2 separate regions of the Homo sapiens genome follow, and region 1 is linked to region 2. Evidence: read pairs that join two places in POLR2A ChIA-PET (ENCODE). Cell type or tissue: PC-3. All regions are shown on one strand. Links, peaks and the distances in the headings refer to the core of each region. The heading gives the core; the rest is flanking DNA. Region 1 has its middle 84 kb from the start of EVA1A-AS. Region 2 overlaps TACR1-AS1 (TACR1 antisense RNA 1).

Region 1 (9,672 bases), core at 2,612-7,611, 160 kb after region 2:
CAAAGACTTGGAACCAACCCAAATGCCCATCTATGATAGACTGGATAAAGAAAAGGTGTCACATATACACCATGGAATAATATGCAGCCATAAAATAGAATGAATTCGTGTTCTTTGCAGGGACATGGATGAAGCTGGAAACCATCATTCTCAGCAAACTAACACAGGAACAGAAAACCAAATACCACATGTTCTCACTCATAAGTGGGAGTTGAAGAATGAAAACACATGGGCACAGGGAGGGGAACATCACACACTAGGGCCTGTCAGGGATTGGGGGCATGGGGAGGGAGAGCATTGGGACAAATACCTAATGCAAGCGGGGCTTAAAACCTAGATGACGGGTTGCTAGATGCAGCAAACCACCATGGCACGTGTATACCTAGGGAACAAACCTGCATGTTCTGCACATGTATCCCAGAACTTAAAATATAATAAAAAAAAAAACTCAAGATAGATAAAAGACTTAAATGTAAAATGCAAAACCGTAAAAACCCTAGGAGAAAACCTAGGCAATACCATTCAGGACATGGGCACAGGCAAAGATTTCATGATGAAAATGCCAAAAGCAATTTCAACAAAAGCTAAAACTGACAAATGGGATCTAATTAAGCTAAAGAGCTTCTGCACAGCAAAAGAAACTATCATCAGAGTGAACAGGCAACCTATAGAATGGTAGAAAATGTTTGTGATCTACCCATCTGACAAAGGTCTAATATCCAGAATCTACAAGGGACTTAAACAAATTTGCAAGAAAAAAACAAAAAACCCCATCAAAAAGCAGGCAAAGGATATGAACAGATACTTCTCAAAAGAAGACATTTATGCAGCCGACAAACATGAAAAAAAGCTCAACATCACTGATCATTTGGGAAATACAAATCAAAACCATACTGAGACACAATCTTACACCAGTCAGAACGGCTATTACTATCAATAATAAATAAAAGTCAAGAAACAGTAGATGCTGGTGAGACTGTGAAGAAATAGGAATGCTTTTACATGGTTCGTGGGAATGTAAATTAGGTCAACCATTGTTGAAGACAGTGTGGCAATTCCTCAAGGATCTAGAACCAGAAATACCATTTGACCCAGCAATCCCATTACTAAGTATATACCCAAAGGAATAGAAATCATTTGGCTATAAGAACACATGCACATGTATGTTTATTGCAGCACTACTTACCATAGCAAAGACATGAAACCAATCCAAATGCTCATCAATGATAGACTGGATAAAGAAAGTGTGGTACATATACACCATGGAATACTATGCAGCCATAAAAAGGAATCAGATCATGTCTTTTGCAGGGACATGGATGAAGCTGGAAGCTACCATCCTCAGCAAATTAACAGAGGAACAGAAAACCAAACACCACATGTTCTGACTCATAAGTGGAAGCCGAACAAGGAGAACACATGGACACAGGGAGGGGAAAAACACACACTAGGGCTTGTCAGGAGGTGGGCAGGTGGGGAAGGGAGAGCATCAGGACAAATACCTAATGCATGTGGGGCTTAAAACCCAGATGATGGGTTGCTAGATGCAGTAAGCCACCATGGCACATGTATACCTCTGAAACACACCTGCATGTTCTGTGAATGTATCCTGGAACTTAAAGTAAAATTAAACAGTAAAAATTTATTTTCATTTTTATTTTTACTATTATAAGTTCTAGGGTACATGTGCACAACGTGCAGGTTTGTTACATATGTATACATGTGCCATGTTGGTGTGCTGCACCCATTAACTCGTCATTTACATTAGGTATATCTCCTAATGCTATCCCTCCCCCATCCCCCCACCCCACAAAAGGCCCCGGTGTGTGATGTTCCCCATCCTGTGTCCAAGTGTTCTCATTGTTCAATTTCCACCAATGAGTGAGAACATGCGGTGTTTTGATTTTCTGTCCTTGTGATAGTTTGCTGAGAGTGATGGTTTCCAGCTTCATCCATGTCCCTACAAAGGACATGAACTCATCCTTAACAGTAAAAAATTTTTTTAAAAAATTTAAAAGGAAATTTTAGTAGACTACAGTGAAAATACAACCCTGGAATATATTTCTAGGTGCATTATGCAGATTCTGAAAATATTTGTTAAACTGAATTAAAGTCTCCCAACCTAAAATTTTTTTACTTTTGTGAATGCAATTTCAAAGTTTTTCTAAGTCTATAAGAACTCAGTCATATACACACAAACATACAGAAAATATTGAGTTAATCAAGTAAGATGAAGCCTCAGGCAGGCAAAACTCAAATTATTTCTGAAAAGTTTTCTAATTCTTTCCAACATTTCAATATTCTTTTGAATTTTCTACTTTTTATAATTTGTTTTTTGTTTCCATGTTTACAATATAAATGAAAAGTAACACACAACCTATTATTGAACGCTTCCAAAAGCTTTGGATAAAGAATCTGGAGACTATTTTGACATTTTCTTTGAGTATAGACATCTTTGAAAATTTTCAAATTAAAGAAATACACAAATAAAAATATTCTATTAAAAAATAAAGGTAACCACTCTTGGCTTTTAAAGTAACTGCTGTGGTTTGCTTCACAATTTTATCACTTACTAACATGTTCCCTATACATCAGATTTGCCTGCTTTTGAACTGCTATCATACAGTATGTACTCTGATTCTGTCTTCTGTTTAGCATTGTTTCTGAAATTTAACAATTTTGTTACATGCCAGCTATAATTTATTCATTTTCATTGCTGTAAAGTGAATTATTGTCTTCATGAAATAAAATATATCTATCCTAAAAAAAAAAAAAAAAAGAAAAGAATGACACCACCAAATGCTGGCAAGGATGTGAAGAATCTGGGTCACCGATATATTGCCATTGGTACAAATCCTCTGGAAAACAATTTGCAATTTCTTTAAAAACTAAGCATGCAACTACCATATAGCGCAGTAACTGTACTCCCAGAAATTTATTATAGAAAAATGAAGACATATATTCACACAAAAAACCTGTATACAAATATTTATAGCTGCTTTATTCATAATAGCCAAAAATTAGAAACAACCTAGATATTCTTCAGTGGATAGATGGTTAAACAAACTGTGGTACATCAACACTACGGAATACTACTCAGCAACTGAAAACAAATGAACTATGGATACACTCAACAACCTGGATGAATCACCAGAGAATTACGACGAGTGGAGAAAAACAGCCAATCTCATATGGTCATATACTCTATGTTCATTTATAAAATATTTTTTAAATGACAAAGTTATAGAAGTGGGTAACAAATTAGTAGTTGCCAGGGTTAAGGAGGAGATGTGGCCCTTAAAGGGCAACCTGAAGGTTCCTTGTGGTAAGGAGAATGGTTTGTATCTTGACTCTAACGTCAATATCCTGGTTGTGATACTGTACATTAGTTTTCAAGATGTTACCACTAGGGAAACTGGGTAAAGGGTACATGGGATCTCTCAGTATTGTTTCATACAACTACATGTGAGTCTACTATTACGTTCAAATAGAAACTTTTAATTTAAAAAAAAACTAAATTAAGAAAACTGATTGGTATAGTAAGGGAGAATGACGAAAAAAGCCTCAACCATGATGGGGTCAGTATCAATAGAGAAAGAACACATTCAAAAAATATTCAGAAGGAATAATTCACAGACTTGAAGTTGCATGTCAGCTCTGCAGCTTTATGAAGGAATGAGCCCAGAGAGGGGTAACAGTCCCAAAGGAGCCTCCACAGAAACAGATACCTACAGATCTGAGCACAAAACCCTGGGAACTCTGCTACTTCACCTGCTGAAAACCAGAGAGGAAAGTCTGGAAAATAGCATTAGAGAGGTAAGAAGAAAACCAATTAGAAAAGGAAAAAACACCACAGAAACTCAGAACCTGAAGGAAGGAGTGCTAGGAATGTAGGAATAGCTCTCCAGAGAAAACCTCTCCCCAGCTGGAAAATGCTGTATTTCATTCATCTAAGATGCCGTCAATTGGAAGACATTTATATACCACAAAGGCAGAAAACAAAACAAAACTCTGCCAGTTGAATCAAAACACAGTGATTTATCTCTTAGAATTTTTACTTTGCCCTTACTAAATGAGCTCTTTTAAACTTATTAGTTAGACAGACTTCTTAATCACATATTACTCATGTATTTTTCTAATAATAAGGGTACTATATGCTTATTGTTAAAAACAAACATTTGAAAAATGCTGATAAAAGTATGGTGAAGAAAACTAAAACAGCTCATGCTCCTAGAGTAGGGTTTCTTAATCTCAGCAGTATTGACATTTTGGGATAGTTAATTCTTTGCCATCCTGTGGGGTCCATCCTGTGCATTGCAGGATGATAAGGAAAATCACTGGTCTCCACCCAGTAGATGCCAGTAGCATTTCACTCCACTCATGGCATCCAAAAACTGTCTTCAGTCATTGTCAAATGTCCCCCCGACAGAAAAAAAATTATCTCAGTTGAGAATCAATGTTTTAGAATATAGAAGGTATTGCCATTTGCACTTTGGTTATTTACTGCCAGATTTCATGTTTTAACGATGTAGATTGTAAATTCTGTGCTCAGTTCAGCCTCCTGCCTTTATTCTCTAACAGCACATCAGGGACATCTCTATTCTTATGGACACAGCATGGCTTACTGAACCATCCCCCAGCATTGGAAATTAAGGTTGTTCCCAATTTTACATCATTATGAATAATGAAATGATGACCACTGTGCACATGAATCATTTTCTGTAATTCTGATGATTTCTCTAGAATACGTATCTCATAATAGAATTAACAAACCAAACAGCACTGAGATGTCTTTAAATTGCATGAGTGGGATGTGCAGGTAGAACCCAGGGGCTAGGAACACAGTGTCCATTATTTGCCTCTCAAAATATGCCCCTGAAGACAAATGACATTCCTTGAGCTAAAATTCAAAGAGCTAAAATTAAAAAGACATCAACAAATCAGCCTTTCTCCAATTAATCAAAACTTAAATGGATAGAACTTCTAAATTTTACTTTTTACATCCAGTAAATATCTGTTAATCATAGGAAACTGCCTCTGCTTGCTGCCAGTGAGACCTAGAAAATATCAAATGAACAATTTAAAAACCAGCATTCTTGGGGGGCATAGGGAATGTATTTTCATTAAATAAATACACACACTATTTGTCAATCATGACCTTAAATTTACCAAATCTAAAGTATTCTGAAAAGAGTATCCTGACTTCTAGGTGCTCCTGACATTGAAACAATTTAAAAATTACCCATATAAATCTTTTGATTTGACATTTATTTTATTAATATAACGGTATATACTCATCTAAACATGGCTATGTTGCACCAAAAAGAAGCCAACATGAAAAAGAGACCACCAGGAAAGTCAAATACAATGCAAGGAGCTCTTGCACTGGCTGATGGAGCAATCAAATGTAAATGCTACCATCATGTGATCATCAGCAAATGCTGCCAATGGATGAAAATAAATCGCATTTCTAGTATATATTTGGTCTTGAATGCAATTTTGTGAATTATAACTAGATGCACTTTCTTAAAATGAGATAGAATAGAATCATGCATTGCATATAGTGAAGGTAGGTATTGCTTTTGAAACTTTTTCTCAAATATATGAGATATATATTCACATATATACACACGCATACACACACAAACACATACATGTACTGTGATAAGATGAAACTTTTTTTTTCTTACTGTGGGTCTCAGCCAAAAATGTTTCAAAGTCACTGACCTAGAAGGCAAGAGATGGTTATGTCCGTCCAGGTTCTCCAAGAAGCAGACACCAAGACAGAATTAAACATGCAGAAGCTTTATTGTAGAAACAACTGTGAAGGAAGGACAAAGAGAGAGGAGAAGACAGAAGGAGCCGCCAGACTGTGATGTGGGCCTAACACCTGAAAGAGGGGAGGATAGGAAGGCAGATTGAACAAAATGAGCCTTAGACTGTAGTGCAGCTCTGAGATAGTCTTGGCTAAGCTGATGGGAAACCCAGAGCAAACTTTGTTGTTTAAGGAAGTCTGGTGTTGGGAAGAAATAGTCCAGCAAAATTAAGCCCCCAGCCCTGGGAGGGTGTAGCCTGGACATGAAAGCTAGGGAAGACCCTGAAGTGCAGCCTTGGAGCCTGTCCATCACCTACACTTCTTGCAGGATATTCTTCAGAAGGGAGATCTTTGGCTGCCAAATGAAGGTAAAGGGAGAAATTGTCTCCATATCTTAGATCTTTCCCTGTGGTATTCACATGTACTACAGTTAAAATAATGTATTCTGAAGAAAGACTCCTTGGGTCCAAATCCTAGCTCCAAAGCCAGGACTCGAGTGAGGCAAGGGAGGCCCCTAGGGTAGCCAATTTAAAGAGGCTCTTACTCCCTGAGGAGCACTTGCATAACTTTGGGAACGAGACATCATCAATATTGCAACCCAGGCATCATTAAAACGTGAAAAAGCAATACATGTTGGCACAGATGTGGTGAAAAGGGAATGCTTATACACTGCTGGTGGGAATGTAAATTAGTACAGCCTCTATAAAAAGCAATATGGAGATTTCTCAAAGAACTGAAAGTAGATCCACCAATCCCACTACTGGGTATCTACCCAAAGGAAAAGGAATTATTATATCAAAAAGACACCTGCACACATATGTGTACTGAAGCACAATTCACAATTGCAAAGCTATGGAATTGACCTAAGTGCCCACCAACCAATGAGAGGATAAAGAAAATGTGGTATATATACACCATGGAATACTACTCAGCCATAAAAAGAATGAAATAATGTCTTTTCCAGCAGTTTGGATGGAACTGGAGGCCATTATTCTCTCTCTCTCTCTCTCTCTCTCTCTTTTTTTTTTTTTTTGAGACAGAGTTTCGTTCTTGTTGCCCAGGCTGGAGTGCAATGGTGTGTTCTCGGCTCACTGCAACCTCTGCCTTTTGGGTACAAGTGATTCTCCTGCCTCATCCTCCCAAGTAGCTGGGATGACAGGCATGTGCCACCATGCCCAGCTAATTTTGTATTTTTAGTAGAGATGGGTTTTTCTCTATGCTGGTCAGGCTGGTTTCAAACTCCCGACCTCAGGAGATCCGCTGGTCTTGGCCTCCCAAAGTGCTGGAATTACAGGCATTAGCCACTGCGCCCAGCCAGGAGGCCATTATTCTAAGTGAAGTAACTCAGAAGTGGAAAATCAAATACCACGTATTCTCACTCATAAGTGGGAGCTAAGCTATGGGTGTTCAAAGACATACAGAATAATATAACGGACATTGGAGATTCAGAAGTGGGAAGGGTGGGAAGAGGGTGAGGGATGAAAAACTACCTATTGTGTACAATGTACACTATTCAGGTGATGCGTACACTAAAATCCCAGACTTTACCACTATACAATTCATCCATGAAACCAAAAACCACTTGTAACCCTTAAGCTATTGTAATAAAAAAAAAATTTACTGTGGCCCAGGAATCTCACCCTAGAGCCAATCTTGCCTAGCTGGGTCATGTGACTTTGAGTCAGTTACTCACCTCTGTTTCCTCATCTGTAAGTGGGGAGTATGAGAATAATAGACCCTACTCACAAGACCAATGTGACTATTAGGTGAGTTATAACTATGGACAATCAGGACAGTGCTTGCCACATAGGAATGACTACGTGAGGTTGACCGCTTATGCAATAATCAGTTTTATGGTTATATTTAAAATTCAGACTTTCAGGCACCATCCCTCATACCCAAACATTTTTGATCCAGCAGGTCTGGGATGGGGTGGAAGAATCTGTCTTTGCAACATGTTCCCTTAGTTATTCCTGTGCATGCTTAAGTCTGAGAACCACTGTACAGCCTCTCCTTGATGAACACTTTGTTTTTACCACTCAGCCACTGGCTGCTTATCTATCTAAACATTTTTTTCAAGTACCACAACATAGGCAATGAAGCCAAATTTTGCCAGGTACACTTTCAGTGCAAAGAATGTTGTGTGTATTGGGGGAGCCCAAGGGAACCAGGGTCCAGCCTCATCAGGACATGACCTTGGCTGAGTCAGTCACTTCATTCCTTGGTAAGGTAGCCATGAGAGTTGAAAAGTCGATGGCCTAACGTCCCTTCCCAGCAGGTATGCACAAGTTCTGCATCACTGTACTCCCATTTGAAATGAACTCTTCTGTCTTCTTCTTCTCATATATTTCTCACCCTCCCTGTCTGACTCTGAGACCTCCTTGAGAATGCAATCACTCAGCTATTCATGGTGCTCTGGATCACGTCAAAGACCAGTTTTGTGAGCGTCACTTTTCTTTCATATGTAGAGAACATGATGCATGGCTGTGAACACCTCCAAGCTGACTGGCATTGGGCCCCAAACATGCACTGACCCGCAGCTTTGAAGTCTATCATTCTGGAAATATAGCCTGGGAGAAGCACACAGGTGCAATTTCAATAGGGGATTGTGGGGGACAATAGCTTCTGATTGGGATAAGATCCCACCCATGTCAGAAATCAGCTGTGGCGTAATCAACAACTTTGTATTAAATGACAGCACATTCAACAGTTACCTTATATTCTGAAGGAATGAGTTTAATGTGGAAAACACAAGCCAGAAAGCTAAAGAAATTGAAATGCTCTGCCTGATTCTCAAAAAGGGGCTGGTCAGAATAAAAAGCCATTATTCCAAACACAACCTGAGAAGGAAGTTGCTGGGGCAGGGAATGCATCTCAACCTGGCCATCAGTTGGAACTGCCCTCCTGCATTCAGTCCATGTCATGGAGTGCCCAGTATGACCTGGCCCTTCATCCAACTCAGCTGGGTGGTATTGGCAATGATAGGCAGTGCTGCTATCACTAGCAGTTGTTGCTATGATTTATTGAGTGTTGACTAAATGCTAGGCACAACATTTTACAAATATATTATCCCATTTAACCACCATGACAACCCTATGAGGTGGGTATTATTATCCCTACATAGATGTAGTTGCTGAGGCACAGAAAGAGGCTAACATGCCCCATGTCACAAAGTTAGAAAACAAAGGGTCAAGGTCTATGTCCAGCTCCATCTGGCTCCAGAACCACTATTATGTTTTAAGGAGAGGCCTTTGAACAAAATAGGACAAAAATGTGTGGACTGGCTCTTTCTGATAAATTTCAATATGTAGCTGGAGAAGGCATCAAACATATACAAACTGGGGGTGGGGAGTCAGTTTTGAAAAGGGCAGAGCATTAATTCTGCAGAAGTAGAGAGAGCATCAAAGTGAGAGAATAGTTTGTACAGGTAGGCATAGATTGGAAAGGGCGTCTTGTTGCTGATCTATCTTGTTATCTAAGCAGGACTGGGAAGACTATAAGACCTGGGACTTGTAACTAATCCCATCTCAAAGAATGGTGGGCTGCAGGGACCAGATTCAAGTGGATCCAGATTCATGGATGGATTTATGCAGTGTCTTCCCAAAAGAGATTCAATACAAGGAAGCAGGGTGAAGCAGGTAGATATGGCAGCCTAAGAAATTTGGTGGCAATTGGATGTTCCTTGAATGGTGGACCACAGGGATGATCCACCAGGAAAGTTGAGAAGTACTGTAATTTGAGTCCTAAATATGTACCAGGCCCTATTCTAAGCACTACATGCCTTACCTTCTTTACACTTCACCACAGTTTCTATGATGTAGGTTACTATATAACCCTATTTGACAGATGAGAAAATT
Region 2 (9,672 bases), core at 2,064-7,063:
TCAGCCTCCCCAGTAGCTGCAACTATAGGCATGTGCCACCATGCCTGCCTATGGTTTTTTTTTTTTTTTTTTTTTTTGTATTTTTAGTAGAGATAGGATTTCTCCATGTCAGCCAGGCTAGTCTCGGACTTCTAGCCTCAACTGATCTGCCTGCCTCGGTCTTCCAAAGTGCTGGGATTACAGGTGTGGGCCACTGCATCAGGCCTCCTTAGGCTTTTCTAAATATAGGATCATGCTGTCTTCCAACAAAGATAATTTGACTTCTTTCTTTCCAATTTGGATGCCTTTTATTCCTTACTTAGCCTAACTGCCCTGGCTAGGACTTCCAGTACTATGTTGAATAAAAGTGGTAGAAGTGGACATTGTTGTCCAGTTTCACATCTTAGAGAAAACACTTTCATTTTTACCCCATTGAGTATAATACTAGCTGTGGGTTTTGTCATATATTTTGTGTTGGTGGTATGCTCCTTCTGTTCCCAGTTTGTTGAGAGTTTTTATCATGAAGGGATATTGGATTTTATCAAAGGCTTTTTCAGCATCTATTGAAATTATCATGTGGTTTTTGTTCTTGATTCTGTTAATGCGATGTATCACATTTATTGATCTGCATATGTTGAACTACCCTTTCATCCTTGGGATAAATCTCATCTGATCATGATTAATAATTGTTTCAGTATGTTGTTGAGTTAGGTTTGGTAGTATTTTGTTGATGATTTTACATCTATGTTCATCAGTCATATTGGCCTGTAGTTTTGTTTTTTATTATGTCCTTCTCTGGTTTTGATATCAGGGTAATGCTGGCCTTATAGAATGAATATGAAAGTATTCCGTCCTCTTCAATTTTTAAAAGACTTTGAGTAAAATTGGCATTAGTTCTTTAAACATTCGGTAGAATTCAGCAGTGAAGTCATAAGGTCTTAAGCTTTTCTCTGATGGGAGACTTTTTATTACTGCTTCAATCTTATTACTTGCTATGTGGTCGGTTAAGGTATTCTATTTCTTCATGGTTCAATGTTGGTAAGTTGTGTGTGTCCAGGCATTTATCCATTTCTTTTATATTTTTCAATTTGTTGGTGTATAGTTGTTTATAATAGTCTCTAATTATGCTTTGTGTGTCTGTGGTATCAGTTATAAAGTCTTCTTTTTTGTCTCTGCTTTTATTTGTGGCTTCTTTTTTCTCAGTCTAAATAAAAATTTATCAACTTTATTAAAAAAAAACCCAAATTTTTGTTTTGTTGATCTTTTATATGGTTTTTCTTTAGTCACAATTTTGTTTATTTATGCTCTGATCTTTATTATTTCTTTTCCTGTGCTAATTTGAGGCTTGGTTTGTTCTTACTTTTCTAGTTTCTTGAGGTACATCATTAGGGTGTTTGTTTACTTAAAGTCTTTCTACTTTTTTGAGGCAGGCATTTATTGCGACACGGATTCCATTTAGAACTGATTTTCCTCTATCCCACAGGCTTTGGTATATTGTATTTCCATTTTTATTTGTCTCAGGAATTTCATATTTTCTTTTAAATTTCTTCTTTGATCCATTCTCTGTTCAGAAGCATGTTGTTTAGTTTTCATGAATTTGTACAGTTCCCAATATCCTTTCTGTTTTTGATTTCTGATTTTATTTCATTATGGTCAGAAAAGATACTTGATATCATTTCAATTTTTAAAAATTTGCTAAGATTGTTTTGTGACTTGCCGTATGATGTATCCTGGAGAATGTTCCATGTGCTGTTGAGAAAAATGTGTATTCTGTAGATGTTGGATGCAGTGTATGTAAATTTCTGTTAGGTCCAGTTGGGTCTAGAGTGTAGAGTTTAACTTCAATGTTTCGTTGCTGATTCTCTTTCTGGATGATCTGTTCGTTGTTGAAAGTGGGGTGTTGAAGTCCTCTACTATTACTGAAAGCTGTATTTGGGCTCTGTTGAATGTGATATGTTTGTTTTCTCTTGCAGCTTTGAGTATTATTTCTTTGTCTTTGATTTTTGCTAATTTGATTATGATGTGCCTTCAGGAACTACTTCATTGAATGGAATTTGATCAGTGATATCTAAGCTTCCTATAGCCGGATGCTGTTGTCTTTCTCCAGGTTTAGGAAATTCTCAGCCATTATTTCTTTAAATATGCTTTCTAATATGCCATTTTTTCTCTCATCTCCTTCAGGAATTCCTATTATGCAGAGATAATTCTCATAGGCCTTCTTCACTTTTTAATTTTTTTTCTTTTTGTTTCTCTGATTGGGTAATTTCATATATTCTGACTTCAAGTTTTCAAATACTTTTCTCTGTTTGATCAAGTCTGCTGTTGAAACTTTCTAATGAGTTTTTCAGTTCAGTGTTTCAATTGGTTTTCCATGCATATTTTTTTTTGTTTTTCAGAACATCTTTAAGAGGATTATTCTGAATTCTCCATCAGACATTTCATAGATCTGTAATTCTTTTGGATCCATTGCTAGTGCTTTGTGGGGCTTTTTTTTTGTGTGTTGTTATATTTCCCTGAGCTTTTACAATCCTTGTATCTTTACATTGATGCCTGCATATTTGAGGAAGCAGCCACCTCTTCTGGTTTTTGTAGATGTTCTTTGGTGATGCTAGAGCTTTACTACTTAGCATCAGAATTTAAATGTTAGTTTGTTGTTGCTTCTTATTCTGGGGATAATGTATAGTGAGCACCAGAACTAAAATGCTGCATTGAAACTAACTCATTGCCCTGCTGTTGTTTCCCAATCTGGGGAAAACTTACAGTGGGCACTGAAACTTAAATGCTGCCCTATAACTAAATCACTGCCCTGCCATTGTTTCCCACTCTGGGGAAGGCTTAAGCACATACTGGAACTTAATCCCGATCTTTTAGTTTTTTCAGGTCAAAGGAAGGCTCCTTGCAGACACCTGAGCTTTGTAGAAAATCTGGCCAGGCAGCTGGGCCTTCCCATGGATTGTGTCTCCTGCAGTACTATGGTGATGGCCAGCCTCTTCAGTGTGGTGTGTCCACTGGTGGATGTGCAGAGTAATTACCAAGATCTGCATGCCAGTTGCTGCAGTCAGTGCCCCACTCTTTGTCCCAAGTAGTTTGGTTCTTTCCTGGCTCCCCCAGTGTTTCCTGTGGTATCAGAATGGAGTAGTCTTCCTGTGAAGATTCCCAGATTAGTGGGGAGATTGAAAGTCTACCTGCAGCTCCCTACTCTCACCTCAGAAACTGGGTCTGGGGAAATTCTGTCGGTGGCATTATGCTGACTTGGGGTAGGGGTGGCGCAGTCTGAAATGACCATTTCTCCTATTTGTTGCAGCTTCTCTCAGTTCTGTGGGCCCAGGGGGCTCCTCCACTTCTCCCCCAAGTTTGGATGAATTCAGGGTGGTATGTTTGTCTTTGAACAGTTTCCAGTTGTATTTTTGTGAGGGGAGTGATATGGGGGAATTTTCTGTTCTGCCATCTTGCTGATGTCACGCTCAGTTTTTCCTTCCATTGATTTTCCCATTTCTCCTTTTTCCTTTAGATAAGATTTTGAAGGATGAACAATAGTTGTTTTGTTTACTTGGCAAGTATCAGGAGTGTAGCTAGTATGTGTGGCAAATATGGAGTACAGTCATATCAACTAAACTGTGATAGAACTACGGTCCATTTAAAAGAACATGATATGGTTTCCAGTCTCAAGTAGTTTGCCATCTGGGGATAGAGATAAGACAGGTACATGCATTTATAACAGTATGAGGCAGAATGTGATAATAACAAAAGTAGCTAAGGTTTCTTAAGTAACAAGACTGAACTATTGCTCTTTCCTGTCCATAACCATAACCTTCCTTGTTCTAGTAGATGGCAACTCCACCTTTTCAGTTGCTCAGGCTTAATGCCTTGACTCTTTCTTTTGCATTCCATATCCAATTTCTCAGAGCATTTAATTAGGTTTGCCTTTAAAGCACATCTCAAATTTGACCCCTTCTCACCAACTCCAAGGCTATCCTCCTTTTCTTCTCCCTACTCCCACCCCCAAATTCCAACCTGAGCTTCTATCATCCATCACCTAAGGTACAACAGTAGCAACAGGTCTCCTTGATTTTGCTTTTCTCCCCTATGAACTATTTTCAACAGAGAGCCAGACTGAGTCCCTTAAAATGTAAGTCAGATCATGCCACTCCTTTGCCCAAAGTCCTGCAGTCTTTCTACATGTCACTCAGAGTGAAAACTAAAGCTCTTAGAGTGGTTTTCAGGGCCGCAAATGATTGAAACCTATTATCACTTTGACTTCATCTTCTGCAACTCTTTCCTGGCTCCTTCTAATCCTCTGGCCCCTCACACTTGGGCTTGGCTCAAGCTTGAAATGCTCTTCCACTGGTTACCTGCTCAGCTCACTCCCTTACCTCCTTTGAGTTTTTGCTCCAATTCCACCTCAATAAGATTTTTCTCTTCTATTCGATACTGCAACTTTTCCCACACTTCACTCACCTCTCCCATCCCTCTCACCCTGCGTTACTTTTCCTTTTGTTTCATATCACTTATCATTGTGGAACATACTCAGAAATTTACCCATTCAGCTGATTTATCGTTGCTTGTCTGTCTCCCTTGCTAGAATGTAAGACCTATGTCATTCTTGATTTGTTTTGTTAAATTCCTACAACAGTGTCTGGTACATAATATGTTCAATAAATATTTGTTGAGTAAAAAATGGGCACTATTAGCAGAAACTGGACTACTACGTTACATGAATTACTGATTTGAATTTTCTCAAAACAATAAAGTATTATGCATTATCAGCTTCATTTTATTGATGAGAAAGCAGACACGTAGACAGGTTAAGCAATTTTCCCAAGGTCACACAGCTAGTGCATGGTGGAGCTGGAATTTGAACCCAGTAAAATAGGATGAGAGACTTACTGATGAGATGTTACTCATTACACTTGGACAAGTACAAATGATTTGCTTGGCGCCAAAGCCAAACAAGAAGTGGGTTAATTGTAAAAGTATCCAGGACTCTTATTTAACCTAAGGAATACTAAACCTCCATTGCAGTAAACTGAAAAAATATACATTGATTTTGCAGAGCCAGACCTTGATTTCATGCGAGAAGGTGGAGTAGGAGGAAGAGAAGGAGGAGAGTTAGAAGGAGTAGGAGGAGGAGGAAAACCTCCTGGTGAGTGCATTCAATTTCTGTCAAGTATTTTTGTGACTCAGCATGCAGTCAATAGTCAGCTAAGATTCAGAAGTCTCCTTGCCAATAGGGCTGTCGGCATTGTGAGGACAGTTGAAAGGGAGGGAAGCCTGTCGGATAATCAGATGAACCTGTTTGGGGCATAAACTCCTAAACTGTGGTGTGCTGCTTGTGGTTAACATTTATTTCTCAGGGAATAGTTAATAGCCCGTTGTGCTTTGCTTCAATAAATAATGGAAAGAAAGAAAGGCAGGGACAAAAACCCGGGGCTGGATTTAGAGAGTTCTAAACCTTTGGTTTGACAGAGCATATTTTTTACACTTTTTATTCTAGACCAGGTAAGCTTTTACAACTATAAAGCAAGATGCTTACATCAGATGCCAAATTGTCCCACCTGATTCTTTATGCCAGCATCTGCAGATGCATTTAAAAAAGCTTCATTTGATTATGCAGCTTCTTCACAGCCCAAAAGCCAAGCAAGCTGTGGGCTAGTTGTAAAGGTGTCCATGAGCTTTGCTTTATCTAAGGAATACTAAACCTCCAGTGCAATAAACTGAAAAAAAAAAAAAGTTGGTTCTACAGAGCCAGACCTTGATTTCATGGGGGAATAATAATAAGGAGAAGAAGAAGGAAAACTTCCTGGTGAGTGCATCCTACTTCTGTCAAGTATTTTTATGATTCAACATGTAGTCAGTCAGCTAAGAGTCAGAAGTCTCATTCAGCTGAAATTCCAAAACTGAATAATGCATAGTATAGTGTCATTTACTGGAAAAGAGAGGCTTGTTTATTTCCTGAGTTTTACACTCTTTAATGTACTGCCCCAGAAGTTTTCTTTTTTGGAAACCACAATAGAACACTAAAGAAGTGTAATTCAGAAATGTGGCAGATAATTTGCCATTCTATTTTCTAGAACATCAGCTCTTTTTCAGCTAGTAAAAATGGCTTACTAAGTAAATCAGTTTTGGCTCCAAAAATTATTCAGAGGAATCCAGTTTTCTTCCTCCCTCACTAAATAAACAATGAGAAAGATAGATAAAATATCAGTTTGGAGAAACATCAAATGATTAGCTTACATAGGCTACCTTTGCATTTCAGCTGTCCCTGGGTGGCCCCAGGAAAACAATCATATCTGAAAATGATATAATGAGTTACACATGTTTAAGCAGTTACTCTGTGTTAGGCACTGTTCAAGGTAGTCTATATATGCTATCTCACTTAATCCTGCAACAAACCCGTATTTTGGTTATCTGTTTTCACGGTATTGCTGCCTGACAGGCAACAACAAAGTCTCAGTGCATTCAGCAATAGACATTTATTGCTCATGTATCTGGAGTCAGCTGGGTGGCTCTGCTGATTGTGACTGGCTCACTCATATACTGGGTGTCAGCTGATCAAGGCTGGCCCCAGGTGGGACTATTAGAGAGACTCAGCTTTACCCTAATTTGCCTCTCTTCTTTCAGCAGGCTCGTCTGAGTATATTCCTAGGTGATGGCAGAGGGGCAAGAAAGCAAGCAAAAAGAAGCACAGAAGCCCTCTCATGGCCAAAACTGGCTTGGTGTCACTTTTACCTCATTCTATTGGTCAAAAAAAGTCAACAGGCTGAGCCCAGAGTCAGAGTGGGAGAGTACTGCATGGTTACATGACAGAGGATGTGGATATGAGGAATCGTGAAGAACTGCATCCATTAGAGCCATCTGTCACAGAAGGGACTATTGTCATTTTACTAATTTTGTACATGAGGATAGGGAAGCATGGAGATGGTAACATGCCTAAAGTCACATAGCTTCTTAGCTGTGGAACCAGAAAGTAAACCTGGGCCTTCTGGGCCCAGGGCCCGTGGCTGTTAAAACCACTGTGCACACTGCCTTACTCCTACCCTTCACAATCAGGTTTCTGCTCTGACCACCCTAGAAAACATGCCCGTCTCAGGTTACCGATGCTCTCCTATGGACAGATCCAATAGCCTTTGTTAATTGTCCACATCTCTATCCATTCTGTAATACTCCTGCATGCTGCATCCTTGGAGTTCTTTTCTCCTTTGATTCTGCAGAACCTGTACTGTTTTGTTTCTCTTTCTGGCTTCCTCTGTCTGTCTCTCTTCACCAACTACATAATGCATTCACTTCTTTTTCTTGGCATCTCCCTTTCCAAGCACACCCACTCTCCTGGTTTCCATTATCTCCCTGCAGACAACTCTCAACTGGCTCTAAGAAAGCTCACTATAATTTTCAGCAACCTAATTCAGTCGTTTGTCCGTCACAAATAACAGCTCAGGAAAATCAAAGGATTTTCTCACTAGCATCTTATCATTCCATGTCACCTAGCAACTATCCCAGTGCTTGATATTCTGCTACTAGAAACTCCCTACTACACAGATAATACCACTGGAAGGTATAAAGCCACTTGACTGACCTCTCTCCATTCACAGCATTTATAACTGTAAGAAATTGCCAGTGGTTGACTCTTTCCGACCTTCGAAAGTGGCAATTTCATGTGGTTCAGCTTAATAGTATTTATTACCTTGTGCTGTAATAATTTTGTATCTGTATCTCCCATGAGACTCAAAGCTGCTTGATTGAGGAGATCATGCTTGCTTCTGCTTTTCATCAAGTTGCCTAGTACATGACACTCTGTAAGGATTAGACCAAGTAGGTATTGAATAATTGTTTGGCGAATTTAAAAAATTAAAGAAACATTTGAAATCAATGCACCAGAGGCTAGAGACAGAGTGCTAGGAAGGGAACAGGATGGGGACAGGGACACCAGAGCAAAGATAGAGTCAAAGACACATTTCCAAAATGGCAATTCATGCCTTGTGTCAGTTGTACCCACCTCACATTCTTTAACACTTAAGGTTTTTCTGGGTAGTAAGTGCAATACATTCTTATTATAAAACAATATAGACAGTTCAGTATGTATAAATGAGGATAAAATCAAAATCACCCACAATCTCACCACTTTGTGATAATAACCATTAACTTCAATATTGATGAATTTCCTTGAATGTTTTATCTACAATATTTCTTTCATATAGTTGATATCACTCTGTATGCACAAACTTGTATCCTTTTTCTAAATCTTAATATCATAATATTAGCATTTTCTAATGTTAGTAGATGTACTTCTTAAATATTGCTTTTTAATGATAAAGGTTTTTTTTTTTTTTTTTACAAATAAAGATTTGTCTATATTTTGGGTTATTTCCTTAACACATATTCACAAAGGTAAGAATTAAAAAGTAATTTTAACTAAGTCAAGGAGCATGAAAAGTTTTTAGATTCTTGGTACACATTTTTATCCAGTGTTTTAAAAAACTACTACCATAGTACACATCTCCAATTTCAATATCTCTATGTGAGTGCTTGCCTTATCATGAAAAAGTCAATATTGAATATTATTATTATTTTATTATACTTTTATAACTTCATTGGCAAAATGTTAACCTGCCATTTTAAAGTTTGCCTTTGTTAGATTATTAGAGAGATTGAATTTGTTTTCAGACAAATATTTTATTAAGTATGTTATTTTCTCATGAAAATGGTTTGTTCATAACCTTTGCCTTTTGATCTATTGGAATGTGTTTTCTAATCAGCAAGAATATTAGTTTTATTTTGCTTATTATATATTTGAATTTACTTTTACTTTTATAAAAATAATACCTGCATATAGTTAAAAGCCACAGGGTGCTAAAAGATTTGTGGCAAAATAACAGCAGTCCCTTTCTCTGAAGCCCTCCTCAGGACCTATTCTCATGTGTCAGAAGCAACTACTTTCAATTTTTTAGCTGTTTCTTCTAAACATTTTTTGACCATTTTTTGAGGTTGGGTTTTAGGTGAGATCTGCCATGGTATCCTATTATGAAGACAAAGATTTTGCCTCTTTTAGACAGCCTCCTCATTTTCTTCTTAATCCTCCTAAAGTGGTTAAAGTGCAATTTTTGGTTAAATTACAAGTCAGTGTTTCTAAATGCAACGTGGACTCATGCATTGGATCCCGGAATAGAAAAACTGGTAAAATTAAAATGGTATCTAGTGTCACATAGTACTGTATTGACAAATGTCACATGGTTATGGAAGATATTAAAATGCAGGGAATCTGGGTGAAGGGTATACAGGTATACAGAGACTATATACAGGTATATAGTCTCTGTACTATATTGACAACTGTTCTATAAATCTAAAGTTATTCCTAAGGTAAAAGTTTATTCAAGGAAAGTCAGTATTTACACTACGATACACATATATTTGCTGCTGAGCCAAAAAGTATGCCATAGTTATGGCTGCTTTGTAGTACAACATTTACTTTTTTTTCTAGAGTTAATACTTGCCTCATTTTAAATTTATTTATGAAACTATGTTCCAAATCCTCAAGTAAATCTGTTTAACAGATATGACAAATATCTGTCAATATTATTATCCAAGTGCTTAAATACATCTGATAATCTACAGTTAAATATGTTTTAATCTACAGTTAAATATGTTTTCCCCTGGTACCTCCTTCTTTGAGCCCTTGATTCTACTGCTCTAATTTGG

What was found. ChIA-PET counts read pairs that join two places held together with the same protein. Peaks named below come from ENCODE experiments on the same cell type or tissue, not always from the same donor. Only the 100,000 strongest peaks of a DNase experiment are listed, where the experiment ranks them.
Region 1: POLR2A ChIA-PET joins it to region 2 with 5 read pairs; 2 of 35 experiments call an interaction of 5 or more read pairs at or near these places.

Annotation. Positions count from the first base shown.
Region 1 is chr2:75,435,541-75,445,212 of GRCh38, forward strand. No RefSeq gene overlaps it. Among named protein-coding and RNA genes, the nearest start is that of EVA1A-AS, 84 kb to the right of the region's middle. In PC-3, for the core only: no CTCF peak of the experiment used is centred there; no DNase peak of the experiment used is centred there; H3K27me3 peaks cover 3,009 bases.
Region 2 is chr2:75,271,478-75,281,149 of GRCh38, forward strand. It overlaps TACR1-AS1 (TACR1 antisense RNA 1), which reads left to right. Exons shown (of 4, transcript NR_168010.1): 3 at 5,033-5,122; 4 at 6,601-8,330. It overlaps LOC107985900 (a long non-coding RNA gene), which reads right to left. Exons shown (of 2, transcript XR_001739546.2): 1 at 7,661-9,672. Among named protein-coding and RNA genes, the nearest start is that of TACR1, 77 kb to the left of the region's middle. In PC-3, for the core only: no CTCF peak of the experiment used is centred there; DNase peaks (open chromatin) are centred at 5,174 and 5,844; H3K4me3 peaks cover 581 bases; H3K27ac peaks cover 1,264 bases.